Linked DNA regions of Homo sapiens: regions 1 and 2 are each linked to region 3. Evidence: chromatin loops called from intact Hi-C (ENCODE). Cell type or tissue: mammary epithelial cell. All regions are shown on one strand. Links, peaks and the distances in the headings refer to the core of each region. The heading gives the core; the rest is flanking DNA.

Region 1 (10,301 bases), core at 874-8,873, 450 kb before region 3:
CAATGCAAAGCTTCCACCAAGCTAGAGCTTCCACCAACCACGAGCTTCCACCAACCACGAGCTTCCACCAACCCACAGCTTGCAGCTCAGTCTCCAGAAAGGGGGGAGCTGCTCTGTGGGTGGCATTCGTTCCAGGTGCGACCCTGAGGGGATGGCCAGGCTGGGGGCTGTGCTTACTTTCCAGAGGGCAAGAGGAGACAAACCAGGGCCTGGGGCTATACACACATGCACGCGTGTGCGCACACACACACACAGAGGACACATCACACACACCCAGACACACACACACACACGCACTGCACACATCACACACCCAGACACACACACACACGCACTGCACACATTACACACCCAGAGACACACACACACACAGGACACATCACACACACCCAGACACACACACACTCTGCAAACATCACACACACTGCACACATCACACACCCAGACACACACACACACGCACTGCACACATCACACACCCAGACACACACACACACGCACTGCACACATCACACACCCAGACACACACACACACACGCACTGCACACACACACCCAGACACACACACACGCACTGCACACATCACACACCCAGACACACACACACACTGCACACATCACACAGATACCACACACACTGCACACACCTCATGACACACACACACTCACACAATGCCTTCTCCATGGCCAGGGGACCTGGGGCCTATGCCTGTGCCCGTGCCCCTCTGTCTGGGGGCCTGCCTGTAGGATGGTGGCCTCCTGAGGCTGGGCTGCATGGCAGCGTGTGGGGCCAGGTGTCTGAGCTCCATCCTCCTGGCCGCCACCACCACGCTGCTGGTGAGCTGGGGCGGCCAGAACTCAGCACCATGGTCCGGGCGTTCAGCAGCAACTTGGATTCCTCATTGCTCTGCGGCTGGGCATCCCACAGCCGGGACGGGGGCTTGGGCCTGGCGAGGCCCCTCCTGGTTCCCACAGGGTCCTCAGAGCAGGGGCTGGCTCTGCTGTCCCTTCCTCACCTTAGGAGGGCACCCACCCTGCGGGCTCAGGACCACTGCACGATTGGGTCTTACCCTAGCGCTTCTCCACAGCTCCCTCTCCAGACACAGCTCCCTGGGGAGGAAGGGCTGCCAGCAGGGTTCTGGTGACACAGCCACCTGCCCTGCAGCTGTGGCCTCTAGGCCCTGCTCTGCACCCCTCTGGCTGCTTCCTGGTGTGGATCCTGGGGCCTCTGGGCTTCCCCAGATGTCTCAGAATCGAATCAGCTTCCCTCCCTCCCAGTAGCAAACCTCAGAATGATTCAGCCCCAGGAACCTCCGGACGCTGCTGTTGCCTGGGCCCATCCATCCCCGCCAACAACCCTGCCAAGCCTGCTCCCTCCTTTCCCCTCCCATGAGAGGAGCCGTCCCCGCCTGGCCTTCCGGAAGCTTGTGGGCCTCTTGGATGGAGCATCCTGCCTCTCAGTGTTCTTTCCGATAAAGCCCCCTCGCCTATATGCTGATTTGTTTCATTTGACACCCATCAAAGGGCATCTGGGTCCCCTACCCAGGGCTGTCAAAGTTGACCCTTCTCTGGAACTGGCTGATTTGATCACCTGGGCCACCTGAAGGAGTGGGGGGACTGATGTGTGCCCCGTGCATTTAGAAGCAAGGAGGAGGGGACGGGAACTGCTGTTTCCTAGAATGGTTCTGTGATGCTGGTCTGCCTGCTGCAGTGGGGAAAGAGGACGTTCTTGCGGACCTTGACCTCCATGCCGGCAGCCGGACCCCGGAGGTGAGAGTGACTCTGCTGCACCCTGGACGCACCTCCCCCCTCCTCATTTCTCAGGCCTCCTCCACCCTTTGTGCTGTGGGGAGGGAAATAACTAGAGACATCGTCACATTGCATGTGACGGGAAGGTGACATTCTGGTCTCAGAGCCTGAGGCTGATGGCCTGTGGGGAAATTTCAGGGGAGCACAGAGAGGAAGAAAGGAGAACGGAAACCCGTCCAGGGGCCCCAGCCGGCCCTTTGCAAACAGAGGCAGGGTCAGGCGAAACCGAGGGCCAGGTCGCAGATGAAGGCTGGAGTCTGAGGTCTGGGGCCTGGGATCAGCCTGTTTTAGCTGCTGCTCGGGTGCTTTCTGCGGAGGGGGCTCATCACACTCTCCACCCATGGGTGCATTCGCATGTGGGGCACTGCTCGTGGCTGAGACCAGGGTTTGGCTCCAGTGACTATTTGTAGGTGGCCTTTCCTCTGTGTCTGATCCCCAGCTCGTGGCTGCTGTGCCTTAGTGGTGTTCCATTCCTTCCTCACGGCAGCAGCCCTCTGGTCTCAGCGGAGAGCAGGGGACATGTCCCCCCAGGACGGGCTCCTGCTTGCTCCCGAGGGGCGCCTTGGCAGGGCGGACATTGGAAGCTGAATGCGGAGGAAGCATCCGGAAGCGGCGCTCTTGGCCTCAGCCCTCCTGTCCTGGGGTGAGTCAGGATCTCTGCTGGGGAGGGCTCTGGGGAGACAGCTCTGGAATCCTCTCTGCTGGGTTCATGCAGGGCCAAGCCTGGGTTTGACCTTCATGCATGAAGGAAGGAAAGCGGGTGGAACAGCTGCGGACGTGGAGGCAGTGGCGACAACGGACTTGACTTTAACTGGAAGCTCAGGAATACTGTGGTCGTGCTGTCAAATCTCTGTTATCTCCGAAGGGGCAGCGGGGAGGTTCCCTTGTGTCAGGACAGACGGGAGGTGTGCGGGGGAGGCCGGGGGAGGCGGGTGTCTGGACTGGGGTCTGAGCAGCGCTTCAGGGAGGAGGGGGCCTAGCAGGGCAGGAAATGGCCAGATGTTGTTCTGCAGCCCCGTGGATAGGGGTCCTGGGGACAGGAGAAGCCCTTGACAGTGTCAAATAGAAAACAAATCTGGACGTAAGTCACGGGGGAATGTATTAGAAAGGATATTGCGAGAAAGCGTGGGGCCCATTGCACCAGGGAGGGCATGCCCACTTTCAGAGCGGGGAGTGCCTGAGGGTTGGGGAAGAGTGAACAGAGGGAGAGAGACTGAGCGGTGGGAGGTGGGGAAGGAAGGGGCGGGAAGGGGCCATGAGGAGAGAAGATCTGATCTGAGGCCCTCCTTTTCACAGAGGGGTTGGCTGTGGGACGAAGCCCCTTCCTAGCTCCTGGCTATCTCTTTAGGTGTCTTTTGAGTTTCACTTGTCACTGTGAAATGTCTCGTTCGTTTGGTGTTTACTAGTTCATTTCCTTTTAAACAAAGGAATTTTTCCCTCGCAGGATGCTCTACAAGTCACCAGCAGGCATGTGGAGTCACTGTTGGAGTCAGGCATCCACTCCAGTGAACTGGAGGAGAAGGGCTAGGGTCGAGGAGTATAAAACATGGTAGCCAAAGGCCTGGCTACTTGGCAGCGTTTGTGGGCATCTTTCCCTAGGGAGGGCTGTGGGCACAGGCAAATGTCTAACACAATTATCTTTTTCTTCTTCTTTCTTTTTTTTTTTGAGACAGAGTCTTGCTTAGTCGCCAAGGCTGGAGTGCAGTGGTGCTATCTTGGCTCACTGCAACCTCTGCCTCCTGGGTTGAAGCAATTCTCCCACCTCAGCCTCCCGAGTAGCAGGGATTACAGGTGTGTGCTACCACGCCCGGCTAATATTTGTATTTATGGTACAGATGGAGTTTTGCCATATTGCGCAGGCTGGTCTCAAACTCCTGGACTCAAGCGATCCTCCTGCTTCAGCTTCCCAAAGTGCTGGGATTACAGACGTGAGCCATGGTGCACGGCCTGCAGCTGTCTTTAGGTCTAATCAAATGTTCCTGAAATTTGACTTTACAAAGATCTGCTAATTCAGAAGAAAGCGCTTTACTCCCAGAACTGTGAAGCCCTGCAATGGACAGACCCAGGTTACTCTACTCAACTGTGGCTTTTCCAGGAACCGCATCCATGGGAAATCCCAACTTCATCCCACTTTAGGGAGAGCCACACATTTGTACATTCTGCATTTTACTTTTTGTATTTTTGAAAGAAGGAGCAAATACGGTCACATAAAGTAACAAAACAACGATTGTTAGAAGGGCTTTGCATGAATCCCTTATTGTTCTGCTCTGCAACCTGACTTGGCCTCTATTCCTGGATGGCCACACCCAGATTTGTTCCCTCTTCGTCAAGCCAAGCCCAGGGGCTCTTGTATATCCCTGTCAGCCTCCCAGGATCCGGCACTGGCAGGCGCTTAGCACGTATCTGTCACAGGTGGTTTAATTATCTGTTTGGACCTTCTCAAGTTACAATTCTAAGGAGTCCCAAGGAAGTAAAGTGATTTTAAAAACACAGAAAACAGTTTTCAGAATTTCTGCAGCCAGCCATGAAGGAGTAGCTAGGATGGAACTTATGCTGTCTGTTTCTGTTTTTGTTTTTTGCCAAAAGAACTAGAAAGCTGGACAAAGCAGACAAAACAACTGGCTTTGGACATCAGGACAAAAGGCTGTGCAGGGCTGGCATCCCTAAGAGATAGGAAAAAAATGAAGTAAGTTGTGCAATCAACTCTGTTTTCTGGCTGGAGGCAGTTTTCATACTGTCAGGCAGGGAGGGGGAATCCAAGCACAACATGGTGATCTAGCTGAATTGAGAAGAGTGGGCTATGGGGAGGCAGAGGTGAGACAGGGTAGCAGAGAGGAGGAAGATACTCAAATAAAGAAACTCAAATACCTGCATAAGGTCCCTTTGAGCATTCACTTAATACCAATCTGTACATGCGTAGGTGGAATTCCAGGAAGTGAATAAAGAACAGTGAGGTGTTAAGCTGAACAATTCCTAGAACTCACACCAGGCTGCAAGAAATTTGAACTCCTTCTATTCAGTTGGAGACCTCATAGAGCACTTGGGGCAATCAATAGACAATACACGGCTCACGCCTGTAATCCCAGCACTTTGGGAGGCTGAGATGGGCGGATCACCCGATGTCAGGAGTTCGAGACCAGCGTGACCAACATGGAGAAACACCGTCTCTACTAAAGATACAAAAAATTAGCTGGGCGTAGTGGCGCATGCCTGTAATCCCAGCTCCTCGGGAGACTGAGGCAGCAGAATCACTTGAACCTGGGAAGCGGAGGTTGCAGTGAGGTGAGATCGCGCCACTGCACTCCAGCCTGGGCAACAAGAGTGAAACTCCGTCTCAAAAAAAAAAAGAAAAAAAAATAGAGAATACAAAGGATCAAGCTTTAGTAGTAGGAATAAATTAACTCTAGAGTATAGGCAACTCTAGATAACCCCAAAAAAATGTAAAAGCAAGCCTCAAAAAGATCAACCTCATCTGCAAGTAACTTTATTACTTGCCAGAACAAATGTCAACACTATTTATAAAGGAAAAAAAAATCTATACGTTTATCAATGTTATATTCAAAATGCCTGTCACCCAATAAAATATGGTGAGATATGTGAAGCAAAGATTGTGATCCATAACTAGGAGAAAATATCAGTCCATCAAATCAGGCCCAGGAATGATGGGAATGATAGAATTAGTAGATAAAAGAATTTTAAATGGCTATTATAAATATGCTCAAGCATGTAACAGAAAACATGAATGCAAACGGAAGAGAAAAGGAAGGTATTGAAAAAAAAATGGGATGTCTAGAAATGAAAAATAATTTTTCAACTGAAAAGTTCACTAGAGGGGATCAACAGCAGATTAAAAACTGCAGAAAAAAAGATCAGTAAGCTTGAAGACAGGGCAATAAAACCTGTCAAAACAGAAGTATATAGAGGAAAAAGACTGGAAAAAATGAACAGAGCCTCAGGAATGTTGTCTAACATGCTTGTAATTGGAATTCAAGAACAAAAGAAGGGTGAGAGAGAGTAGCGAGAAAATGCATTAGGAAAAATAATGGCCCCCAAAGTTGTCAAATTTGATAAAAAGTGTAAACCCACAGGTCCAAAAAGTAAAACAAATCTCAAACAGCGTAAACACTAATAAAAGTATATCAAGGTATATCATAATCAAGTTGCTGAAAACCTATGATAAAAAGAAAATTTTAAGAGTGTCTAGAGGAGGAGAATCCTTACATTTTAGGGGAACAACAATAAGGTGACTGCAAACTTCTCTTTAGAAAAACGCAAGCTGGAAGGCAGTGGAATGACATCTTTAAAATACTCAGAGAAAAAGAATCTATTAACCAAAAATTTTATATTTAGCAAACATATCTTTCCAAAATGAAGGTGAAATACTTTTTCAGATACACACAAAAAATTAATATTTTTACTAGTGTGCCTATTCATCAATAAATATAAAAAGAACTTCTTTTAAGGTAAAAACGGAATCCTGGAAAACCCAATCTGAAATAAGCCAGGAAAGGAAAAATAAAAGAACAAAGAAGATGAATCAAATAGAAAACAAATATCAAGTTGGTAGACTTGAACCCAACTATGTTAATAATTATATCAAATGTAAATGGTTTAAACATTCTAATTAAAATGCAGAAACTGTCAGGCTAGATTAAAAAAGCAAGACCCAATTATATGCTAACTACAGGAAATTAGCTTTAAATACAAAGACAGAGAAATAAAAGTGGAAGGAGGAAAATGATACACCATGCAAACAGTAATCACAAGAGAGCTGGAGTGGCTAACACAGTAGACTGTAGGAAAGGAATAATATTACCAGAGATAAAGAGGGACATTTCATGATGATGAAAAAGCAAATTAATTCACCAAGAAGAAATAACAACCCTCAATTTGTATATTCCCAATAATAAACCTTCAAAATACACAAAGAAAATAATAATAGAACTGAAAAGAGAAATAGAAATCTATACTTAGAGATTTCAAAACTTCTCTCTCAATTATTAATAGTGGACAGAAAATTCATAAGAATATGGAAGACTTGAACATGCTATCAACCAACTTGATCTAATTGACATTTGTGTAGAATTCCAACTAACAAAAGCAAAATACGTATTGTTTGCAGGTGCGTATAGAATTTACCAAAGTAGATAATATTTTGACTATCAAACAATTCTCAAAGTTAAAAAGATTTAAATCAGGCAGAATATATTCTCTGACCACAGGGAATTAAACTTCCACAGTATTTCAGAAGCTAAGAGCTATACCATTTACCTGTCTATCTACTTTAAGGAACAGTGATAATTAATGTTCATAAAAATGAATTGAGGTGCTGAAAAAATCCTTATAAGGCATAAGACATGCCTTATATGTATGTCTTCAGAAAATTAAATGTAAAATAGGTATAATGTTAATATTTTATGAAATGTGCAAATGTACTCAAAATTGAGAGAGTAGTTCAAAGAAACCCATCCATATACCCGCCACTCAAATTTCACAATTATCAAGAATATAGGATATTTGCTTCACCAATTCAGTTGTTTATTTTCTCTATGCGGAAAAATTTTGAAGCAGACCTCCAATACTATACGATTTTACTGCTGCATATTATAGTTTGCCTCTGTAAAAACTGGATATTTTCTCGAGTGATCCCAATTCCATGGTCACACTTACTGTAAGTCATAGTAATTTTTTGTGATCATAAGATCTTGGAGCTGTTGCAGTAGGGGGGAAACCTCAGTGCAGAACTAAGCTCAGCTCTAAATACAGCAAAGACAGCTGGGAATTCATAGCCAAAGAGCAAAGCAAAGGGGTCAGTGGATGGAAAAGTACTAACAGGAACTTAATTCCATGTTTTATTAGTTTGCTAGCGCCACCAAAATAAAATCCACAGGCTGGATGGACATTAAATAACAGAAATTTATTCTCTCACAGTTTTGGAGGCTGGAAGTCCAAGATCAAGGTGTCATCAGGTTTGGTTTCTTCTGAGCCCTCTCTCCTTAACTGTCTTCTCCCTATGTCCTCACATGATCTTCCCTTTGTGTGTGCACATGTCTGTGTCTCCTAATTTCCTCTTCTTATAAAGACACCAATCATATTGGATTAGGTCTCATTCATATCACATTATACTTTAATAAATTATTTTATTTTTTAGTTTTTTATTTATTGATTTTTGAAACAAGGTCTTACTCTGCTGCCAAGGCTAGAGTGCAGTGGTGTGATTACAGCTCACCAGGCTCCCTGGGGTCAGGTGATTCTCCCACCTCAGGGACTACAGGCACATGCCACCATGCCTGGCTAATTTTTGTATTTTTTTGTAGAGATGGGGTTTTGCCATGTTACCCAGACTGGTCTCTGTCTTCTGGGCTCAAGCAATCCACCGACCTCAGCCTCCCAATGTGCTGAGGTTACAGTTGTGAGCCACTATGCCCAGCCCTTAATAAATAATTTAAAGAATGTATCTTTAGATATAGTCACATTCTGAGGTACTACAGGTTAGGAATTTAACATGTAAATTTTGGGGAGACACAATTCAGCCATAACAGACATCAAGGGTAGGAAGGTTCTTGCTAAAGGCAGGGCAATGACCTAGATATCAAAGGTTGGGGATGAGGGATTTGACCAGATACCAGAGATGGAGGGATTCTCACTAAGCTGACCTAACTCGTTTCTTGCTAAAACTGGGCTCATCAGCCCAAGGGTGTGGAGGGCTAAGGTTGAGGCCTAGTTGAGAAGGGGGCTCAAAGAAGACTAAAGTTTGGTCAAGGAGGGTGTCTTTGTCAAAGGAGACCTCCCCATTTTCAACCAAATCCCCTGTTTCAACTTTCAACTCTCTCCTTCACCCCACCTTCCATAATACCTGATATATCCAATCCTGAGCCATTCTGGGATTCTGAAGTATATCCCGAAGTAGAAACTGAGTGTCTGTGAAAGGCAAACACATCTTGTCTTTGTTTTTTTGAAATGACTTTTGTTCCTCCTTGCTGAAGAACAGTTTAGCTGGGTATAAAAATTCCAGGTTGGTAGTAATTTTTCTTCAGCATGTTGTTACATCACTTTCAAGTCTTTTGGAAAGACTTGGAATATTGTTCTTAATGAGTCCATTGGCAGGTTTTTTCTCCTTTTTAGGAAATCTGTCTTTCTCCTAGTAGCTTTTAATAATTTTGTTTTTTTATTATCATGGATGTTTGTTTTTATTTATTCTGTTTGGCATTTGATGTGCCCTGAGTACTCATGTCTTCAATTCTGAAAAATTCTTAGCCATAACCTCTTCTTACAGTGCCACACTGATATTTCCTGTATTTTCTAAAATTGAAATTCCTAATAAGCTAATGTTAAATCTTCTCTATCTGGCTTCATCTTTTAACTTTTCTTTCATATTTTCCTTCTGTTGACATCTGTATATTATTGTCTCCATCAGTTTCTTGCTAAAAACTCCCAATTTACCAGTTCCCTCTTCTTTATGTAGTATTTATCCCACCCATTGAGATTTAAAAATAATTTCATGACCATATTTTTCATTTCTAACATTTTAAAATTGGTTCTTTCCTATATTCTTCTGTCCTTCAAGATTTTTTTTTATTATTTTAATTTTTTTTGAGACACAGCCTCACTCTGTTGCTTAGGTTGGAAGTTGGAGTACAGTGGTGCAATCATAGCTCACTGCAGCTTTGAACTCTCGTGCTCAAACATTCCTGCTGCTTCAGTCTCCTAATTAGCTGGGACTGCAGGCACATGCCACCATGTCCAGCTAATTTTCAAATTTTTTTTTTTTTTTTTTTTTTTTTGAGACGGAGTCTCGCTCTTTCACCCAGGCTGGACTTCAGTGGCGCTATCTCGGCTCACTGCAAGCTCTGCCTCCTGGGTTCACACCATTCTCCTGCCTCAGACTGCCGAGTAGCTGGGACTACAGGCGCCAACCACCGCGCCTGGCTAATTTTTTGTATTTTAAGTAGAGACAGGGTTTCACCATGTTAGCCAGGATGGTCTCGATCTCCTGACCTCGTGATCCGCCCACCTTGGCCTCCCAAAGTGCTGGGATTACAGGCATGAGCCACCGCACCTGGCCAATTTTCAAATTTTTTAATAGAGACAGGATCTTGCTATGTTTCCCAGACTGATCTTGAACTCCTGGGCTGAAGTGATCCTCCTGCCTTGGCCTCCCAAAGTGCTGGGATTACAGGTGTGAGCCACTGCACCTGGCCTCTATTCTTCTATTCTTTACTGATATCCTTTTTGGCTTGTTTGCAACTCTCTGAGGATTTTAAACATATATAAGGTTGTGACTCTTTTGGTTGGTTTATTGTTTTAATTTCTCCCATTTGTTGTGTTTATCGGCTGGGTTTCCTGATGTTGGTTTTTCTCATGTGTTCTGAAAGTTTAGTTTGTAAATTCACCTTAATTAGGTGTTTCCTTTTTTATTTTGCTTTTGCCTCTTCCCCACTGCTTGCCCCTCTGTGTGTGAGTTTTAGCAACCACCAATGGGTTCACAACTTA
Region 2 (10,301 bases), core at 1,353-9,352, 62 kb before region 3:
GACATCCTTTGACGTACGAAGTGGCCATTTGACCACTCAATTATATCAACAGTGAAAAATCAAACATTTACATTATGTTTCTTGTTAAAGTTATCATGTAAGCATTGATTAATCAAAGAAAACAGTCCCAGCATTCTCTTGTGGAAAGGCTGACACCTTTGTTCTATTGGACATTCTGAAGGAGAAGTTTCAAGTCAATAATGTTTGAGACATTTTTTAAAAGATAAAAACCACATTTTGTAGTAGCTCACGTTATTAGCCCCGTGTTTACACTAAAAGGCTCAACACTGGGCTAACGCAAAACTATCAAGAGAAACACTTGACCAACATAATAAAACATTCACATGTAAAATTCTTTGTCGGTGAAGATCTTAAATATTTTGCTTTTCTATCAAATGGCCATCCACAGCTCACATAATAAAGAAGTTGCTTACTAGAATCATAACATATACAGTATTCTGACAATGCCACATATTTGGGTTGAAAAGAATTATGAAGACACATCACTGAATATTCACTAGTTACTAAACCCTCTGGCCTTTCTCTGTGTTACGTGATATAGCCAAATGCCAGACACTGAAGGGAATCAGATGCCATATCAGAAGGCAACTGGTGCCATGGAAAAGATGTGGAATCAAAGTTGGGGGAGTGGGCACACTGCCCTCAAGGGAAGGAAGATGATGCTTAAGTTAGCTTAAGAAAGGTAAAAGGCAGCCGGACGCAGTGGTTCACGCCTGTAATCCCAGCACTTTGGGAAGACGAGGCGGGCGGATCACGAGGTCAGGAGATCGAGACCATCCTGGCTAACACGGTGAAACCCTGTCTCTACTAAAAATACGAAAAATTAGCCGGGCGTGGTGGCAGGTGCCTGTAGTCCCAGCTACTTGGGAGGCTGAGGCAGAAGAATGGCGTGAACCTGGGAGGCAGGGCTTGCAGTGAGCCAAGATCACGCCTCTGAACTCCAGCCTGGGTGGCAGAGTGAGACTCTGTCTCAAAAAAAAAAAAAGAAAGAAAAGAAAGAAGGATAAAAGGAGTCACTTATGAAAGATGCTGGGATAACTCAAAATCTGAGGAAAAGCTATACAGCCCACCTGGACAGGGATAAAGCTGACTGCAAGCCATAGGGCTCCTCTGCATCTCAGGTCAGCATTTATGTCTTGGCTTCAGCAACTGACAACACAGATAAATTTTCTCCAGGTGGCCAGGAACACGGCCACAGGCAGCTCTAGAGTCACATCCAATAGTTTCACGGCCCAAGAAAGGCAAAAAAAACACTGTTCTTCAGCAGCTGAAGCCAGAAAACTCCTGGAGAAAGACTATGGCCCAGCTCAGAGCACACACCCACCACTAAAATCACTGCTGTGGCCACAGCCATATAGCTGGCACTGCCAAGTCTCACCTTAGCCAGTGGTCAGAAGGGTCTGTGCTGCGGGAGATGAGGGCCTGCTGAGGGAGATGAGGGCCTGCTGAGGGGCCCTGCTGTGGGGGATGAGGGCCTGCTGTGGGGAATGAGGCCCTGCTGTGGGAGATGAGGGCCTGCCGTGGGGGATGAGGGTCTGCTGTGGGAGATGAGGGCCTGCTGTGGGGGATGAGGGCCTGCTGTGGGAGATGAGTGCCTGCTGTGGGGGATGAGGGCCTGCTGAGGGGCCCTGTTGTGGGGGATGAGGGCCTGCTGTGGGAGATGAGGGCCTGCTGTGGGAGATGAGGGCCTGCTGTGGGGAATGAGGCCCTGCTGTGGGGGATGAGGGCCTGCTGTGGGGAATGAGGCCCTGCTGTGGGGGATGAGGGCCTGCTGTGGGAGATGAGGGCCTGCTGTGGGGGATGAGGGCCTGCTGTGGGGGATGAGGGCCTGCTGAGGGAGATGAGTGCCTGCTGAGGGGGATGAAGGCCTGCTGAGGGGGATGAAGACCTGCTGTGGGAGATAAGGGCCTGTTGCGGGAGATGAGGGCCGGCTGAGGGAGATGAAGACCTGCTGTGGGGGATGAGGGCCTGGTGAGGGGGATGAGGGCCTGCTGCAGGAGATGAGGGCCTGTTGCGGGAGATGAGTACCTGTTGAGGGAGATGAGGGCCGGCTGAGGGAGATGAAGGGCCTGCTGAGGGAGATGAAGGGCCTGCTGAGGGAGATGAAGGGCCTGCTGAGGGAGATGAGGACCTGCTGAGGGAGATGAGGACCTGCTGAGGGAGATGAAGGCCTGCTGAAGGAGATGAAGGCCTGCTGAGGGAGATGAAGGGCCTGCTGAGGGAGATGAAGGGCCTGCTGAGGGAGATGAGGACCTGCTGAGGGAGATGAGGACCTGCTGAGGGAGATGAGGACCTGCTGAGGGAGATGAAGGCCTGCTGAAGGAGATGAAGGCCTGCTGAGGGAGATGAAGGGCCTGCTGAGGGAGATGAAGATCTGCTGTGGGGGATGAGGGCCTGGTGAGGGGGATGAGGGCCTGCTGCGGGAGATGAGTACCTGTTGAGGGAGATGAGGGCCAGCTGAGGGAGATGAAGGGCCTGCTGAGGGAGATGAAGGGCCTGCTGAGGGAGATGAGGACCTGCTGAGGGAGATGAAGGCCTGCTGAGGGAGATGAAGGCCTGCTGAGGGAGATGAGGACCTGCTGAGAGAGATGAAGGGCCTGAGGGAGATGAAGGGCCTGCTGAGGGAGATGAGGACCTGCTGAGGGAGATGAGGACCTGCTGAGGGAGATGAAGGCCTGCTGAAGGAGATGAAGGCCTGCTGAGGGAGATGAAGGGCCTGCTGAGGGAGATGAAGGGCCTGCTGAGGGAGATGAGGACCTGCTGAGGGAGATGAGGACCTGCTGAGGGAGATGAGGACCTGCTGAGGGAGATGAAGGCCTGCTGAAGGAGATGAAGGCCTGCTGAGGGAGATGAAGGGCCTGCTGAGGGAGATGAAGACCTGCTGTGGGGGATGAGGGCCTGGTGAGGGGGATGAGGGCCTGCTGCGGGAGATGAGTACCTGTTGAGGGAGATGAGGGCCAGCTGAGGGAGATGAAGGGCCTGCTGAGGGAGATGAAGGGCCTGCTGAGGGAGATGAGGACCTGCTGAGGGAGATGAAGGCCTGCTGAGGGAGATGAAGGCCTGCTGAGGGAGATGAGGACCTGCTGAGAGAGATGAAGGGCCTGAGGGAGATGAAGGGCCTGCTGAGGGAGATGAGGACCTGCTGAGGGAGATGAAGACCTGCTGAGGGAGATGAGGACCTCCTGAGGGAGATGAAGGGACTGCTGAGGGAGATGAAGACCTGCTGAGGGAGATGAAGGACCTGCTGAGGGAGATGAGGACCTGCTGAGAGAGATGAAGGGCCTGCTGAGGGAGATATGAAAACCTGCTAAGGGAGATGAGGACCTGCCGAGGGAGATGAAGGGCCTGCTGAGGGAGATGAAGGGCCTGCTGAGGGAGATGAGGACCTGCTGAGAGAGATGAAGGGCCTGCTGAGGGAGATGAGGACCTGCCGAAGGAGATGAAGGGCCTGCTGAGGGAGATGAAGACCTGCTGAGGGAGATGAAGACCTGCTGAGGGAGATGAAGGGCCTGCTGAGGGAGATGAAGACCTGCTAAGGGAGATGAGGACCTGCCGAAGGAGATGAAGGGCCTGCTGAGGGAGATGAAGGGCCTGCTGAGGGAGATGAAGACCTGCTAAGGGAGATGAGGACCTGCCGAAGGAGATGAAGGGCCTGCTGAGGGAGATGAAGGGCCTGCTGAGGGAGATGAAGACCTGCTAAGGGGGATAAGGACCTGCCGAAGGAGATGAAGGGCCTGCCGAGGGAGATGAAGGGCCTGCTGAGGGAGATGAGGACCTGCTGAGGGAGATGAAGGGCCTGCTGAGGGACATGAAGACCTGATGAGGGAGATGAGGGAGTCCCAATATCTGCAGTCCATGCACTGGAGACTCTGGACAGCCAATGTGTAGTGCCAGTGTGAAAGCCAGCAGGCTCGAGACCCAAGAGCTGGTGTTTCAGTTTGAGTTCAAAGGCAGGAAAAGGCCCACATCCCAGCTCAAACAGTCAAGGCAGAGATCCCTTTTATTCAGCCTTTTTATTCTGTTGGGGCTCCAACTGACTGGATGAGAGCCACCCAACTGGCTGAAGGCAATCTGCTGTACTCAGTCTCCTGGTTCAAATGTTAATCTTATCCAGAAACATCCTCATAGACATACCCAGAGTTAATGTTTGGCCAAATGTCTGGGCATCTCATGGTCCAATCAAGTTGATATAAAAATTAACTCTCTTAGGGACCACCTAGGTGGCTTGAATAAAAGCTTCAAACCTGCATGAAAACCAGCCTACTAATTCTCAGAAGAGATTTTCCCCCCACTACACTCAATGCCAAAGGTCAAAACAATTTTCCTTAAAAAACTTTCGGATTAAGCGAGTATCTTCAGTTTACCCCGACACTGCTGGGAAAGACCCTTGGGAGTTTCCTCTCAGGATGCTCACCTGAGGTGGGACCGGGGCTTTGTCTCCTATCCCCCACACCCTGGGAGCCATGGAAACTAAAGGACAAGTTTGAAAAATACCCTCAAAGCAAGAAGTTAAGTTCTCTGTTAACCTCTCTGTCCTCCCACTTTCACTTGACTTTCATGCTCTAGGTATAATTTTATTTAATTATTTATTTATTTATTTATTTATTTTGCGGCCAGGAACAGTGGCCCACACCTGTAATCCCAGCACTTTCGGAAGCCAAGGCAGGAAGATCACTTGAGACCAGGAGTTCAAGACCAGCCTGGGCAACATAGTGAAACCTCATCTCTACAAAAAAATGTTGTAAAAACTAGCCAAGTATGGTGGTGCATGCCTGTAGTCCTAGCTACTCAGGAGGCTGGAGCAGGAGGATCCCATGAGCCCAGGAATTCGATTTACAGTCAGCTAGCATCACTCCACTACAGTCCAGCCTAGGTGACACTGCAAGACACTGTATCAAATAAGTAAGTAAAATGTTTTTTTGTGTCTCACTCCGCATTTTGACTGTTCAGTAAGGAGAGGTGGTCAGGGATTTTTCCATCATACCCCTGGCTCCCAGTTCATGGCCTGGAAGGATGGAACATAGGGAGACCTATAGGAAGCTCTCAACCCAAGGTGATGGTGGCTCAAAACTGGGTGGGAAAATTAGCTGGGCGTGGTGATGGGCGCCTGTAATCCCAGCTACTGGGAGGCTGAGACAGGGGAATCGCTTGAACCCAGGAGGCAGAGGGTTGCAATGAGCCAAGACTGTGCCACTGCACTCCAGCCTGGGCAACTGACCAAGACTCTGTCTCAAAAAAAAAAAAAACACCTAGGTGGGAGTGCTAGCTGGTGATCAGATTCTGGAGATGTTTTGAAAGTAGAGCCATCAGGATTTCCTAACAGACTGAATGAGGGCGTAAGAGATTAAAAGGAGTCAAGGAGTCAAGAATCACTCGAAGGTTTTTTAAAAGTCTGAGACACTAGAAAAATAGAATTGTAATCAATAGAAATTAGAATTTGGTGTGAGGGAAGATTAGGGGTTTAGTCTGAACACATTGAATGTGAATGTTTATTAGATGTCCATGTGGAGATATCAAGTAGACAGCTCAATCTATGAGGCTAGAGCTCGGGACAGAGGTCTGGGCTGAAGGCACAAATCTGGAGAACCTGATCAATGCTTTGTGTTACTCAGACAAGCCAAATAGATGTAAGATGGAAATAACCGCCTATCTGCCCTTTTAGCATTGAAAACATGGTAGGAAATGCAGTTTCCTGTGATCACAATACTAGTCTGCATTAACAGTTACGTAACATGTGGCCACCATCTCAATACACTCTGTCCTCGTCGGCTATTTGCTCGAGTTCTATGCCAGTTCTGTGGCTTAAGAGGAATGTGAAGAATGTGGACAAAGCCTGGGAAAAAGCCAGCCATGTAGCTGAACGAAGGGAAGACAAATGAAATCTAGCAAACGTTAAAGGAAATGAGATGATTTAGTCAGGGATGATTAATAGCAACTGGTCTCGTACTCTGAATCAGGGAAGTCTAGATACTTGAAAGTAACCTGCCACCTTTACAGCAAGCAAACAAAAGAAAATGAGTTTTCATTGCAGCATGAGATTTTTTTTTTCATTTCAAGTCTTTTATCCCTAAAGCATGAGATATTTAGACTAGAAATAAAAGAGGAAAACTAGCACCTATTTAACACCTACTACATTAGGTGTTGGCCTAAACACTATTGCATTTTAATATACATTAAGATCCTTGAGGTAGAAATTCTCATTTTATACATCAGAAAAGCAGGATTCTAAAAGGTTAGGTAAGTTCACAAGCAGGAAAGCTGCAATTCAAATCTGGGTTGAATGAGTCCAAAGCTCGTGTACTTATTAAAATACATCAAATTTCTTAACAGAAATTGATAAAAGTAGGAACTGATTACTGAAAGGGATAATGAGATCTTTTTTTTCCTCGATCTTATTTTTTTTTTTAATGAAGTTTCACTCTTGTTGCCCAGACTGAAGTGCAGTGGCACGATCTTGGCTCACTGCAACCTCTGCCTCCTGGGTTCAAACAATTCTCCTTTTCCTCGATCTTTTAAAAATTAGAAGAGCTTCTTATCTGTCCAGTATATTTTCATAAACTAGATCTACCTAAAACCAAAGGAATAGAAGAAGCCAGTTTTCAAATTATCTCTTAGTCCTAAGCAGTTATGATTCTAGATTCTGAAAACAGTCTAAATTCTGAAAACAGTCCCACTACCACCAGCACCACGAACTATTTTTGTTCCTATTTTCCTATTCTATAGTAAACTATATATTCACCTTCTAAAACACATATGAAATTCTATAATTTAAGATTTAAAGTAATCCCATACATAACTCAGGAGTCAAACATCCTAGGCTTAAACAGATCTTGTTTTGTTTGACTTTAGAACAAATGATTCTAAAGATTCTAAAGTAAGATGACCTTGCAATGGATTTATGAGGGGTTGGGCTGTGCTCACTGTGTTGAAAGAACCAGTAATTATTTTCACGGATAAGAAAGCCTGGGATGGCCAGGCACGGTAGCTTACGCCTATAATCCCAGCACTTTGGGAGGCTGAGGCGGGCAGATCACCTGAGGGCGGGAGTTCGAGACCAACCTGACCAACATGGAGAAACCGCATCTCTATTAAAAATACAAAATTAGCCGGGCGTGGTGGTACATGCCTGTAATCCCAGCTACTCAGGAGGCTGAGGCAGGAGAATCGCTTGAAGCCGGGAGGCGGAGGTTGTGGTGAGCAGAGATCACACCATTGCACTCCAACCTGGACAACAAAAGCGAAATTCTGTCTCAAAAAAAAAAAAAAAAAAAAAGGAAAGCCTGGGATGATGTCCCAGAAGCAAAAAAAAATTGCATTAACACAACTTAACAAGCACCTCATATTATCCATAAGCCAAAGCTTAAGCAGGAAAAGTCCACCTGAGTCAAAGAACACACTCTCTGATGAGTGGCAGAAACTTGGGTTGCTTGCTACTGACAGAACTGCATAAATTAAGATGAAACTCATTACAATTTTCACTCACCCCCGGAAACTTCCGGAGGACCAGAGCTAAAAGGGCCATAGAGAACATTTAGGCTAAACTCCTCTTTTTATGAGAAAGTAGGATTACTGGCTGCAAATTAGCCTAAGTAGAGACTGGCATATTGTTTCAGGGCAACTGACCCAGAAGCCAAGCAAAGCCAGACCTAATGTCAACTAAATGTGAGAAGTCATCCAGTACTGGCCCGGCACGGTGGCTCACGCCTGTAATCCCGGCACTCCGAGAGGCCGAGGCGGGTGGATCACCTGAGGTCAGGAGTTTGAGACCAGCCTGGCCAACATGGTGAAACCTTGTCTCAACTAAAATTACAAATATTAGCCAGGTGTAGTGGCAGGCACCTGTAATTCCAGCTACTTGGGAGGCTGAGGCAGGAGAATCGCTTGAACCCAGGAGGCGGAAGTTGCAGTGAACCAAGATTGCATCACTGCACTCCAGCCTGGGCAACAAGAGTGAAACTCCATCTCAAAAATAAATAAATAAATAAATAAGAAGTCATCCAGCACTAAGGCTTCCACCCGAGACATGTCCTGCTGAGCAGCAGTCCTGTAGCGTTGTTGGGAAACAGGGTCTGGAGCCAGGCGGTCGGGGTCTCAAATCTCAGCTCCACCACCCCATAACTATATAACCTTGGCACCTTACTCACTTCCATGCCTCAGTTTCTTCATCTATGATACAGAAACAGTATTTACCTTACAGGGTACTGACAGACATAAATGTAACAAACGTAACACACTTAAAGCCATGACTGGTACTCAAGAAGTATTAGGTATTCTTATTTAATTATTCTCTCCCTGGCACCACCAGCATCCTCTCCCACAGACTGACACTGTCCGCTTGCTCACGGCCCGTAACAACCAGCCTGAATAGTTACCTTACAGGTCAGGTCTAGGAACCACCTCTGATTCTATGATTCTTGAGAGGAAAAAAGCTGTCTGGTCAAGTATCCAACCCTGGTGGGTAAGTGTTGTCAATGGAGTACAAGCATAGCCCCCTGGACCTGCCCTCAAACTGTGGAGGGTCTAGGGCTTTACCCTACTTGCAAGCTTGCAAGCTAACAAGCTAGCATGCTAGAGTCTTACAGACACTGGCAGAAGACACAAACTCTTGAGTCTGAGACCAAGAACTTGTTATAGCAACAGCCATAGCCAGAGCATTTATGCCAGTTTAAGACCCAATTCCACAAGGCCACATACATGCTGTGTGGGCTGTGTCACAGGAGAGGAACCCCAAGCTCTGGCTGAACTTTGCCCTAGAGGGAAACATTATCTTTACTACATAAGGGTAAACAAACCTACCCTTTTTGCTCTGGAAGGAGACAGTATCTCTGTCCTCTAAGGATGTCTGCTATACACACATCCTTGAAAAGCTAGCCAGAAACAAAGGAGGTCAGTTCCTCTGCTCTTAACACATGAAGAAACAGGAGTGACCCTTGTGTCTCGACAATATCTAAATAAATGAAGACATATACTTGTGTTCATGGATTGTAAGTCTCAATATTGCTAAAGTGTCAATTATCCCCCAAAATGAACTGTTGATTCAACACAATCCCAATAAAAATTCCAACAGGATTCTTTTTGGTAGCAAGTGACGAGCTGATTTTTAAATTCATATGGAAAGGCAAAGGGCTTAAAAATAGCCAAAACAACCTTGAAAGAGAACAAAGTTGGACGACTTATACTACCTGACTTTAAGATTTATTATAAAGCTATCAAGATTTATTATAAAGCATGGTATTGGCATAATGATCCAAAAATAGATGAATGGAACAGAACAGAATCCAAAATGACCTTCACATGTATTGTCAACTGACTGTCAACAAGGTGCAAAGGCAATTCCCTGGAGAACAAAGTCTTCAAAACAAATGGTACTGGATCAACTAGATAGAAAGTCTTATGCAAAAAAACAAAGCAAACGATAAAAATAAAAACAACAACAACAACAAAAACTCTCACCACAAACAGATACCAATTCAAAACAAATCATATACCTAAACGTGAAATGCAAAACTATAAAACTACTAGGAGAAAACACATTAGAAAACCTTTGTGACACTGATTTAGGAAAAAATTTCTACAACAAAAGCATGCTTCTTCGAAGAAAAAGAATTATAAACTTTATCACAATTAAGATAGGTCTTCTGCTCTTCAGAAGATGCTCTTAAGAGAATGAAAGATGAGCCACAAGCTGGGAAAAAATATTTTTCCAACACATTTGTCAAAGGACACAAACCGAATACATAAAGAACTCTCAATATTCAGTAAGAATCTATCCAATTTTTTTAAAATAAACAAAACATACAAACAGATATCATCAAAGAAGTTACGTGAATGGCAAAACATGAAAAGATACTCAACATCATTAGTCACAACAAAAATACAAATTAAAACCACAGTGAAGTATCACGGTATCCCTATTGGAATGTCTAAAATTAAAGAGAATGACCATACACTAATACAATGCTGCTGGGAATGTAAGATGGTACAAGCACTTTGGAAAACAGGGTGGCAGTTTCATAAAAACTAACATGCACCTACCACATGTCTCAGTGATCCCACTTCTAGGTATTTACCCAAGACAAACAAAAGCATATGTCCATGCAAAGACTTGTACAAGAATGCTCCCAGCAGCTTTATGTATAGTAGTCAAAAGCTGGAGACAACCCAAATGTCCATCACTAGCTGAATGAATACACAATTGTGGCATATCCACAACATGGAATATTTAGCAATAAAAAATAATGACCTATTAATAGACACATGGATAGACATGGATGGGTCTC
Region 3 (10,301 bases), core at 1,293-9,292:
GCCCAGGAGGTCGAAGCTACTGCAACTATTATTGCACCACTGCACTCCAGCCTGGCAACAGAGCAACACCCTGTCTCAAAAAATAAATAAATAAATAAAATAAGTTTCTAGAGTCCCTCCTCATGATCCGTACAGGCCTCAACAGAGACTACAGCAAAGGCTACAGATAAGGCAGCTGCTAGAAGAGAAATGGCCTTGTTACAGCAACCTTGCAGGAGCTTTCCTCTGTATTCACCTTACAGGAGCTTCCCTCTGTATTCACCTTGCAGGAGCTTCCCTCTGCATTCACCTTGCAGGGGCTTCCCTCTGTATTCACCTTGCAGGGGCTTCCCTCTATATTAAATTGGACTATTCAACAAGATTTTTAACTATAAATAGGGAATAGTTGGGTAAAATATTCCCACATTTTAAGGTCAAAGTTCCAGGGCAACAAAACCCTAGCGATTTCAATGCTACTTTACCATGGCTGTTTCCTTCTTCTCAGTATGCATTTACTGGAATGGCTTCTTTTCTTTTTTTTTTTTTTTTTTTTTTGAGACAGAGTCTCGCTCTGTTGCCCAGGCTGGAGTGCAGTGGCACGATTTCGGCTCACTGCAACCTCCACCTCCCAGGTTCAAGCAATTCTCCTGCCTCAGCCAGGCTGGTCTCGAACTCCTGACCGCAAGCGAACCGCCCACCCTGGCCTCCCAAAGTGCTGGGATTACAGGCTTGAGCCACTGTACCTGGCCTGTTAGTACTATTATCATCCAAAATAAAAATATATCCAGGCCCCAAATTTTATAAAAAGTGTCAGAATAGTTCTAGTTCTATGGAAAAGGAAGTTATGCCACACAAAAAGTTAAACTAAGCAATTTTTAAGAAATATTAGTTTCTCTAATATTTATATAAAATATAACTGGCTAAAATGTAATAATCCCCAAATTAATTACATGTACTTCTGATTTAATACATCTATGTCCAACTATAAGATATTATGTACATGATTTTTTCCTCCGAGACTCTCATCGCTATGGTTTGTCCCCCTGCAAACTCATGTTGAAATTTGATCCCCAATGTGGCACTCTTGAGAGGTGGGGCCTAGTGAGAGGTGTATGGGTCATGGGAGTGGATTCCTCATGAAGCGATTAATGTGCTCTCTGGAGGGTGAGTGAGTTCTTGCTCTCACAGGAATGGATTAGTTTCCCTGAGAGCAGGTTGGTAAAGAGTCTGGCTTCCTCAGTTTCTCTCTCTTGCTTTCTCTCATCATGTGATCTCGTCACACAGCCAGCTCCCCTTCTGTCATGATTTGAAGCAGCCTGAGGCCCTCACCAGAAAAAGATGCCCAATCTTGAACCTTCCAGCCACCAAAATCTTGACATAAATAAACCTCTTTTCTTTATAAATTACTCAGCCTCGCCGGGCGTGATGGCTCACGCCTGTAATCCCAGCCCTTTGGGAGGCTGAGGCGGGCAGATCAAGAGGTCTGGAGATCGAGACCATCCTGGCTAACACAATGAAACCCCGTCTCTACTAAAAATACAAAAACTTAGCCGGCCGTGGTGGCGGCCACCTGTCCCATCTACTCGGGAGGCTGAGGCAGGGGAATGGCGTGAACCCAGGAGGCGGAGCTTGCAGTGAGCCGAGATTGCACCACTGCACTCCAGCCTGGGCGACAGAGCAAGACTCTGTCTCAAAAAAAAAAAGGAAAAAAAAAATTAATTACTCAGTATCAGATATTTTGTTATAGCAACACAAAATGAACTAAGATAATTATGAACCTTTATGTTGTAGGGCAGATTTTTAAACATAAAAGTTAAAAGATACCAAGTGAATGATCTACGTGTTAAATGGTTATAAAATCCATCTGTTCAACTACATTCCAACCCACTCAGAATACATACATTTACAAATACAATTTATTGAGGATTAAGAGTAAAAAATTCAGTCCCACTGCTTATCATAAGTGAAAGGCTGTAAGCCAGCCCCACTTTCTGGCTTGGTGAGAGTCTGTCCCTGAGCATGGTACCTTCTTCTCTCTTATGTTGTCGGCCTGCACGGTTTCCAGGCGGGCTTTAAAGTGCTCACAATCCATTTTCAGCTGCTCTAATTCTTGCTCTTTCCTTTCCAGGTCTAGGAGAAAGACATAAAATTACTCAAGATATTTCAAGTCACTAATCTCTCCCTAAGCATCTATTTTGCCCAGTCTTGACTTAGTAAAATGTGTACTGATTTCTTAGGTGAGAATATTTGCATTTCTTGACTTCTAGCCTGTCCTTGAATAACCAATATTCTAACAGTCCTGTTCTCTAAGTTCATCTCAGTTTTTAGCCCACAGCACAAAGGACTTTGGTTGTTTTCTGTTTTGTGTTTTTAAGGTTTCACTTTACTGCCAGACTAGTACTCAAGGCTTCAAGAAAACATGTTATTTAAAGGATGGAAGGCAGAGCTGAGAAGCCCGACTGTCTCATGGCACAGACTTGTCGCTACTCCATGAAAAGCAGAAGGCAGCTCAGGGAGTGCACGGCGCCAGCACAGGCTGATTCACAAAGCTAGTGTCACCCACTGGCAGACTGACTCAATGGGAACAACTGCAGTAGTAGGCACTGGAGGAGGGAAAGAACAGTGATAAAAATGAGAAAATGCTATAGTGAAAGAGTGGAAACTATGTAATACTTCCTCTCCACCGCACTCATTTAGTTGATGAGTCAACAACAGCCAACAAAAATCCCAAAAAAATCCACGTCAATAAATCAAGCAAAAGTACTATCAACTTTAAATTTAAAATTTTATGTTGCAGAAATACTGACACTCGAAAAAACAAATATATAATACAAATTTTTAAGTGTTTGATCTCAAAAGCTAGGAAATCATCAGTTTTTATGCCAACATATACCAAGATTTGAGGGTGCTAAGAGCTAATGGTCTAACTTCTTTGATTAAAGTAGCGATGCTTTAGGACAATGATTCTCAAACTTTAGCGTACATCAGAATCCCTGGAGGACTTGATAATACAGAGTCGGCTGGGTTCCATCCACAGTTTCCAATTTGGAACGTCTGGGGTGAGCCTGAGAATTTACATTTCTAACAAGTTCCCAGATGAGACTCATGCTGCCTGTCTGGGACCCACACTTTGAGAACTACTTCTGGGCGATAACCTGGTCTCTCATCACCAATAAAATAAAATGAACATGCAACACATGACCAGCAACAGCAAACAAGGGAACCCATCCACAGGAATGTGAAAAAGCAAAAAAATGGAGAGTAATGGAAGGCAGCTACCTAATATTTGTCACATGAAGGAATTTCACTTCTTTACACATTCCCTCTCCTAATCCTTGAACTGAGAAAAACACAAGGCAACTCTGGTTATCTGTTTCATTCTTGTACTGTCACTTGCGATGAGTGAGAAAGCCTCAAAGAGCCAGGCGCCTGGAAAACGGAACATTACTCCACCCTAGAGGAGAAAAAGCTCACAGACACTTCCTCAACTATCTGCAAACAAACGAGAAGCGGGTAGGGCTTTCGAATCTAGGGGTCTGAGAGGACAAGAGGAAGCCAGAATAAGACACTTGTGGGGACTGCTTAGAACCACACGTGTATCCCCAAAGCTCTAAAGGAAATGTTAAAAAGGAAGGAAGAAAGCAAGCTAGTCTCTAAATTTTCTAGAGACCCCGTCCTAGAAGAAAAATTAGAACCTAAAAGTAAATATTCAGACCAGCTAAACATCATAAAATTGGCTGGCAAAGCTTCTCATAAAATGCGTTTCTTAGGGGCCCGGCTCGGTGGCTTATGCCTGTGTAATTACAGCACTTTGGAAAGCTGAGGTGGGAGGATCACTTGAGGCCAGGAGTTCGAGACCAGCCAGGGTAAGACTCCCATCTCTTAAAAAAAAAAAAAAAAAAGTGGTTCTCAGAAATAGAGCAGAGTGCCTTTGGACTATTTCCTCTCCCTCAAATCACAGTTTCATTTTCTGCTCTTTTAAGAAATATTGTGCCACAATGACTTTCACTGGAATTCTTGATTTTATCCTAATCCCAGCCAAAAAATCAACTAGGAAGCACTATGCTTTAAAAACTACATACTTGCATTATTTGTAACAAAGTTAAATGGAAATACATTATTTATACACATACACACTACAATCATATGAAATACCACCTATGGTCACAGACAAAAATGAACAAACTGAAAAACTGAGATGAAATTTGTGATTTAAAATTTTTTCTTTGCATTTAACTGTTAAATTTGGCTTCTACTATTAAACGGTATATTACTCAAACATGGTAAAAGAGACAGGAAATCTCTACAAGCCTTATCATGTGTAAAAACCTGTGGGAATTAACTTTGACCACCCAAAACGGCTCTCTTGCATTACGGTAATTTCATAATCACTTGTTCCAGACAGCTGTATGCAACCCTAGTGTAAGTTAACATACCAAAGGGACAGGGTTAAAACATCCCACTCTACGATAGGCAATCTCATAGAATTCCAGTCAGTCATCAGGGAGGCCACACCCATCTACGCCAGGCTCCTGGGGAGGTGACAAGTGCCCTTCTGCTGTATGAGGCCGCCACCTTGTGGCCAGATGGGAGCATTGCTGCTGCCTCGGAACAGAACCCTGACCTTGCATTTTCAACTTGGCCCCACTGCATGCATGCTACCTAAAAGCACCCTGAAGGCAGGGATTTGCATAGGTTTTCTTCTATGCCCACCCTCCAAATGTCTATATGGAATATAGTAGGCAATACATAAATATTTGTCACATAAATTTATTTCACTTCTTTATACATTCCTTCTGCTAATCTTTGAACCAAGAAAAACACATGGCTACTTTATCTGTATGTCTCATTCTCATACAATAAGAATATATTACTTTTATATTTTTTTAAGCCCAGAGACAGAAATAATATGAACAGTGAATATTACAAACAACCTAAATCATAGACCATTTAAACATCTATGTATCTTCTGAAACAACAATTTTTTTTTTCCCCGAGACGGTGTCTCTCTGTCAGTGCAGTGGCACGATCTCAGCTCACTGCAACCAACGCCTCCCAGGTTCAAGTGATCCTCTTAACTCAGCCTCCCGAGTAGCTGGGACTACAGGCGCCTGCCACCAACCACGCCTGGCTAATTTTTGTATTTTTAGTAGAGATGGGGTTTCACTATGTTGGCCAGGCTGGTCTTGAACTCCTGACCTCAAGTGATCTGCCCATCTTGGCCTCCCAAAGTGCTGGGATTACAGGCGTGAGCTGCTGCACGCAGTCCATAATCCTTTCTTAATACAGGTCTAATAACATGAGAATGGCTGTGTCTCTTGATGCTCAATTTATTCACAGGGAGGGTACAGAAAGCTAGAAAGGAAAATAAGGGTTTCTAAAACACTAATCAAAGAAAACTGCACAAACGGCGTCAATTTATCTTACCATTTCTTTATCACCTGGTATGTGAGGTCAGGAGTTCAAGAGCAGCCTAGACAACATGGCAAAACCCCATCTCTACTAAAAATACAAAAATTAGCCCAGCGTGGTGGTACACGCCCATAGTCCCAGCTACTCGGGAGGCTGAGGTATGAGGACTGCTTGAACCTGGGAGGCGGAAGTTGCAGTGAGCCAAGATCACGCCAGTGCGCTCCAGCCTGGGCGACAGAGCAAGACTTCATCTCAAAAAAAAAAAAAAAAAAAAAAAACTAAAATCAATCTTGCTGAACTCAAATTAATTCTGTTGATTTCCCAAACCAGAGTCAGGGAATTTTGCTTTTCATTCACTGACACACATATATGACATGAACAGCAGAGCGGTCACGGGTGATATTAAAACACCACACACCTCTTCCGCCTCCATCTTGACCACCTTGCCACCTTCTCTGTCCATAAGCTCCCCAAGTGTTTTTTTTCCCTCTACTTTCCTATGTTCTGGACAATCTCCACCCTGATCTGTGCCCCAAGAGGCAGATGTGAAGACCCACAGTAACAAGGCTCCCTCGTCCTATGGCTTCCTGTTGGATGCAATAGCAGCCCCGCAGGAAACTGGAGGACTAGAGAAGATGACCAAGGATGGGACATGTCTCCCCACTCCATCCTCCCTGCTGGGCTTCATCCTCCTGGGTGAGGTCCCAGGTGCTGTCAAGCATCTTGTCTGGAGCAACGCCTCTCGCCACGTCTGGTACCTCTCTCCCTTCTGCTCCTTCAGCCCAGGGGAGGCAATGGCGCTCCACTCGTTAGTTCCCGGATGCTTCTTTCTCCAGGCACTGGTTCCCCCAACCCTGATCACACTTTAATCTCTTCACTTTACTCCGTTTACTCCTTTTGTTCCCTGCCAGGATATGGATGTGACACACTCTTCATGTTCTTTTATCTGGGCCACAATAAACTCCGAGTCAAAGTAATAATCCTTTTTTGGTGCTGACTCTTTGGTTCTACTCTTCATGGATATTTCTCAAGTTCTTATTTCTACAGACTACAAATAATTCTTCCCAGAACTGAAATGGGGGTACCCCGTATCAAACTCTCAGGAAATTAATCTCAAAATATCCTACACTTTAGAAATCACATAGCGCAGTGGTTTTCAAATCCTACTGCTAAGAATCTAAGAGTACCTGGGGAACAACTACAGTCCCATAAACATTCAATTAATATCTCCATTTTACAATGTTATTTACAATTTTTATTTGGAAGTAATTTCAAATTCACAAAAACTAATGCCAAAAAAAATTCCTGTTATCTCTCTTTACCCAGACTTACCTACTATTAACATTTTGTTTGCCTCATTTGCTCATCATTCATTTATTTAATTAAAAAAATTTTTTTGAGATGGAGTTTCCCTCTGTTGCCCAGGCTGGAGTGCAGTGGCATGATCTCAACTCATTGTCACTTCTGCCTCCTGGGCTCAAGCGACTCTCCTGCCTCAGCCTCCCAAGTAGTTGGGATTACAGGTGTGCTGACCGCGCCTGGCCTTTTGTTTGTTTTTCAGTTTGGGGTTTTTTTTATTTTTTTGAAAAAAAATTTTTAAATACAAAAATGAGCCGGGCATGATGGCGCGCACCTGTAGTCCCAGCTATTCGGGAGACTGAGGCAGGAGAATGGCATGAACCAGGAAGGCTGGGGTTGCAGTGAGTCAAGATGATGCCACTGTACTCCAGCCTGGGTGACAGAGGGAGACTCCATCTCAAAAAAAAAGAAAGAAAAATCTGTTGGTCAAATATCTCACCAGCGTATCATGGCTACACTAGTTCGCATTCACTGCTGATATTTTCAATGACCAAAACAAGGCTGGTTCACATTAACATCAAAAAACATATAAACAAATTTTAAAAGGTTAAAATTATTTAACATTTTAATTATTTCAGAAATGAGGCCAACATTTTAGGTGTGCTGTCAACATACAAAAATAATTCCAGCTCCTCTGAGACTGTCAGTGAATATCTGACTGCCACTAAGGTGCCAAATTGTCAAATGCAGCATAATGCATGAAAAGTGTTTTCTGTAAGACAATGAAGATTTAAACAGACTGAATGGCTTTTTTATTATTTCTCTCCAAAATGAACAATTGCCAATCAAGGAAAGCAAAGAATTGCTCGATCTTAGCGATTTAATTGTAAAACAAAAATATCTGACTCCTCTTATTTCAAGCTTCATATCAGTTTAATTAGAAAGTGTCTTCATGTTGCTAGGTGAACTACTTCAAAACCACCATCTGCAACTCCTTATCTGTGGGATTGTGTCTTCTTGCGACTTCACAAGCAAAACTAAAAACAAACTGGATGCTGAAAGTGATCATCCAAGTACCTTCCAAAATCCCTGATACTAAATTTGTGTTTTCATCGCACCACCTTCATTGTACTTACTGATTTTATAAGTCAATGTTCTAAAACTTAATTTTAAAAACAAATACCCAGAAGATACAGTTTTCATCTATTTTACATCTAGAACCATCATATACTATTATATAATTTTTTTTTTGAGACAGAGTCTCGCTCTGTCGCCCGGGCTGGAGTGCAGTGGTGCGATCTCGGCTCACTGCAAGCTCCGCCTCTGGGGTTCACACCATTCTCCTGCCTCAGCCTCCCGAGTAGCTGGGACTACAGGCGCCCGCCACCATGCCCGGCTAATTTTTGTATTTTTAGTAGATACAGGGTTTCGCCATGTTAGCCAGGATGGTCTCGATCTCCTGACCTCGTGATCCGCCCACTTCGGCCTCCCAAAGTGCTGGGATTACAGGCATGAGCCACCGTGCCCGGCCCATAAAATTTTATTTATAAAAAATAGGATTTTCCTAGTTTTAAACAAATTTTTGATACCCACTGATTTATTCACCACTGTTGGATGAATAAAGCACAAGAAGGGATGAAAGAAAACAGAGGGTGATATCTTACTAAGTACTTAAGTGCCACTACCTTAACAAGTCAAATGGAGGTTCCTATAGTGTTTTCAGGCTTGCTTTTTTTTTTTTTTTTTTTTTTTGAGATGGAGTCTCACTTTGTCACCCAGTTTGGAGTGCAGTGGCATGATCTGAGCTCACTGCAACCTCTGCTTCCTGGGTTCAAGCGATTCTCCTGTCTCAGCCTCCTGAGTAGCCAGGATTACAGGTACATGCCATCACACCCGGCTAATTTTTGTATTTTTAGTAGAGATGGGGTTTCACCTTGTCGGCCAGTCTGGTCTCGAACTCCTGACCTCAAGTGATCTGCCAGCCTTGGCTTCCCAAAGTGTTGGGATTACAGGCGTGAGCCACCGCACCCGGCCCGGTTTACATCTCTTGCAAACATAGCTGAGTCTTACTCGAACCTCCCTAAACTTTTCCCAAACTCATGAAGTGACAATGGCCGAGCCAGAAGCTAAGCTGCTGGGCTGTGAATTGGAGTCTCTCTTCATTTCCCCAAGGGTTCACATAGTTTCCCACACCATCTGAGGAGGTGTTATTTACCAGGGACTCCTATGAGCCAGTCACAGTGGCACACACCTTACAGAGCTTATCTCATTTTAAGCTTTGCCATAGCCTATGAGGTAAGCATTACTGTCCACATTTTGTAGACACTAATCAGCAGGCAGTATATAGATGATCCTGTATCTCCATACTCTCACTGCCGATCATAAATCATGACACTTTGTCCTGACTTAACCACCAAGACTAATCAAACGTCCCTTCCATTCCATCCATACAGCCACAGTCCCACACACTAATGGAACTCACGACCTTCCTTGATGAATGCTCTAATTCATCTTCCACCCAATTCTTCAAACCTATCCTACACTCACCTATAAAAACCATTCTCCTAAAAAACGTCATTTTGATCACTATTTTGATGGTTATTTCCATGTGGTAATTTCCAGTTGACTCTCATCTCAAATTAAAAACAATCTATGATTGTCTTCCATAAACTGTTCATTTTCCATCCCTAATTCTGCTATACCCCCAATCCTTATTCCATACAGCAATCAAACACTAGCTGATGAACCTGCAATCGGTCCTGCTCAATCCCATGTGTGACTTTCACATGCCACCGCCCTGGCCTAGAATATCTCCCCTTCTCCTCCTAACAAATCATGCCTCTCCCCAGTACCCATCAACTCCCTAAGACTCTCAGGCAACACCTTCGTCAGTATTATTGCAAACTGCCATTTACCTTGCCCAGTCCTCCCAAAGGGAGATGCTGGGCTAGAGTCAAAATCAAGCCCCATTCGCTACTTGATGTGTCACCTCAATCCTCTAGCTGGCTTACAAGTTACTGTATAGCCCAAGCCCATCCAAACAAAACTATATCCACACTCTAAAAGAAACTTCTCAAATCAGGTCTACTCCTTCCCTGCCTGTATTCATTCCTACCTTCAGGTTGCCTTTAGTCACTGCTTAAGATTGGAAGCACATGGTGACTCATGCCTGTAATTCCAGCACTTTGGGAGGCCAAGGCGGGCAGATCACTTGAGGTCAGGAGATCGAGACCAGCGTGGCCAATATGGTGAAATCCTGCCTCTACTAAAAATACAAAAATTAGCCAGGCGTGATGGCAGGCGCCTGTATTCCCAGCTACTCTGGAGGCTGAGGCAGGAGAATAGCTTGAACCCGGGAGGCAGAGGTTGCAGTGAGCTGAGATCACACCACTGCACTCCAGCCTGGGAGACAGAGCCAGACACCATCAAAAAAAAAAAAAAAAAAAACAACTGGAAGTGCACATTAACCTCTAGAAGCAAAAGGAGTGGATACTGGACAATAGGGCTAGTGGGAGAGTAGAAGAATCAGTATGTCAAACGGCTCTTGCTGCCACAGTACAATCGTGAATTTCCTCTGTAGAGCTCTATTCTTAGAGTCATGTCTAGCATGA

Evidence for each region. Hi-C counts contacts between places; a loop is a spot of excess contacts. Peaks named below come from ENCODE experiments on the same cell type or tissue, not always from the same donor. Only the 100,000 strongest peaks of a DNase experiment are listed, where the experiment ranks them.
Region 1: it touches region 3 in a loop (6-fold over the local background); 2 of 110 quality-filtered maps call a loop at or near these places.
Region 2: a loop joins it to region 3, with 9 times the contacts of the local background. A loop is called at or near these places in 9 of 110 quality-filtered maps.

What each region holds. Positions count from the first base shown.
Region 1 is chr21:43,192,868-43,203,168 of GRCh38, forward strand. No RefSeq gene overlaps it. Among named protein-coding and RNA genes, the nearest start is that of CRYAA, 29 kb to the left of the region's middle. In mammary epithelial cell, for the core only: a CTCF peak has its summit at 2,388; DNase peaks (open chromatin) are centred at 1,294, 4,124 and 4,604; H3K27ac peaks cover 5,313 bases.
Region 2 is chr21:43,580,393-43,590,693 of GRCh38, forward strand. All of the region lies in intron 8 of HSF2BP (heat shock transcription factor 2 binding protein), which reads right to left. Among named protein-coding and RNA genes, the nearest start is that of H2BC12L, 20 kb to the left of the region's middle. RefSeq lists an enhancer at 3,278-3,779. In mammary epithelial cell, for the core only: no CTCF peak of the experiment used is centred there; a DNase peak (open chromatin) is centred at 5,849; H3K27ac peaks cover 4,455 bases.
Region 3 is chr21:43,642,284-43,652,584 of GRCh38, forward strand. It overlaps HSF2BP (heat shock transcription factor 2 binding protein), which reads right to left. Exons shown (of 9, transcript NM_007031.2): 4 at 2,006-2,109. Among named protein-coding and RNA genes, the nearest start is that of HSF2BP, 12 kb to the right of the region's middle. In mammary epithelial cell, for the core only: CTCF peaks have their summits at 3,433 and 4,565 (motif pointing left); DNase peaks (open chromatin) are centred at 2,528, 3,418 and 4,488; H3K27ac peaks cover 1,022 bases.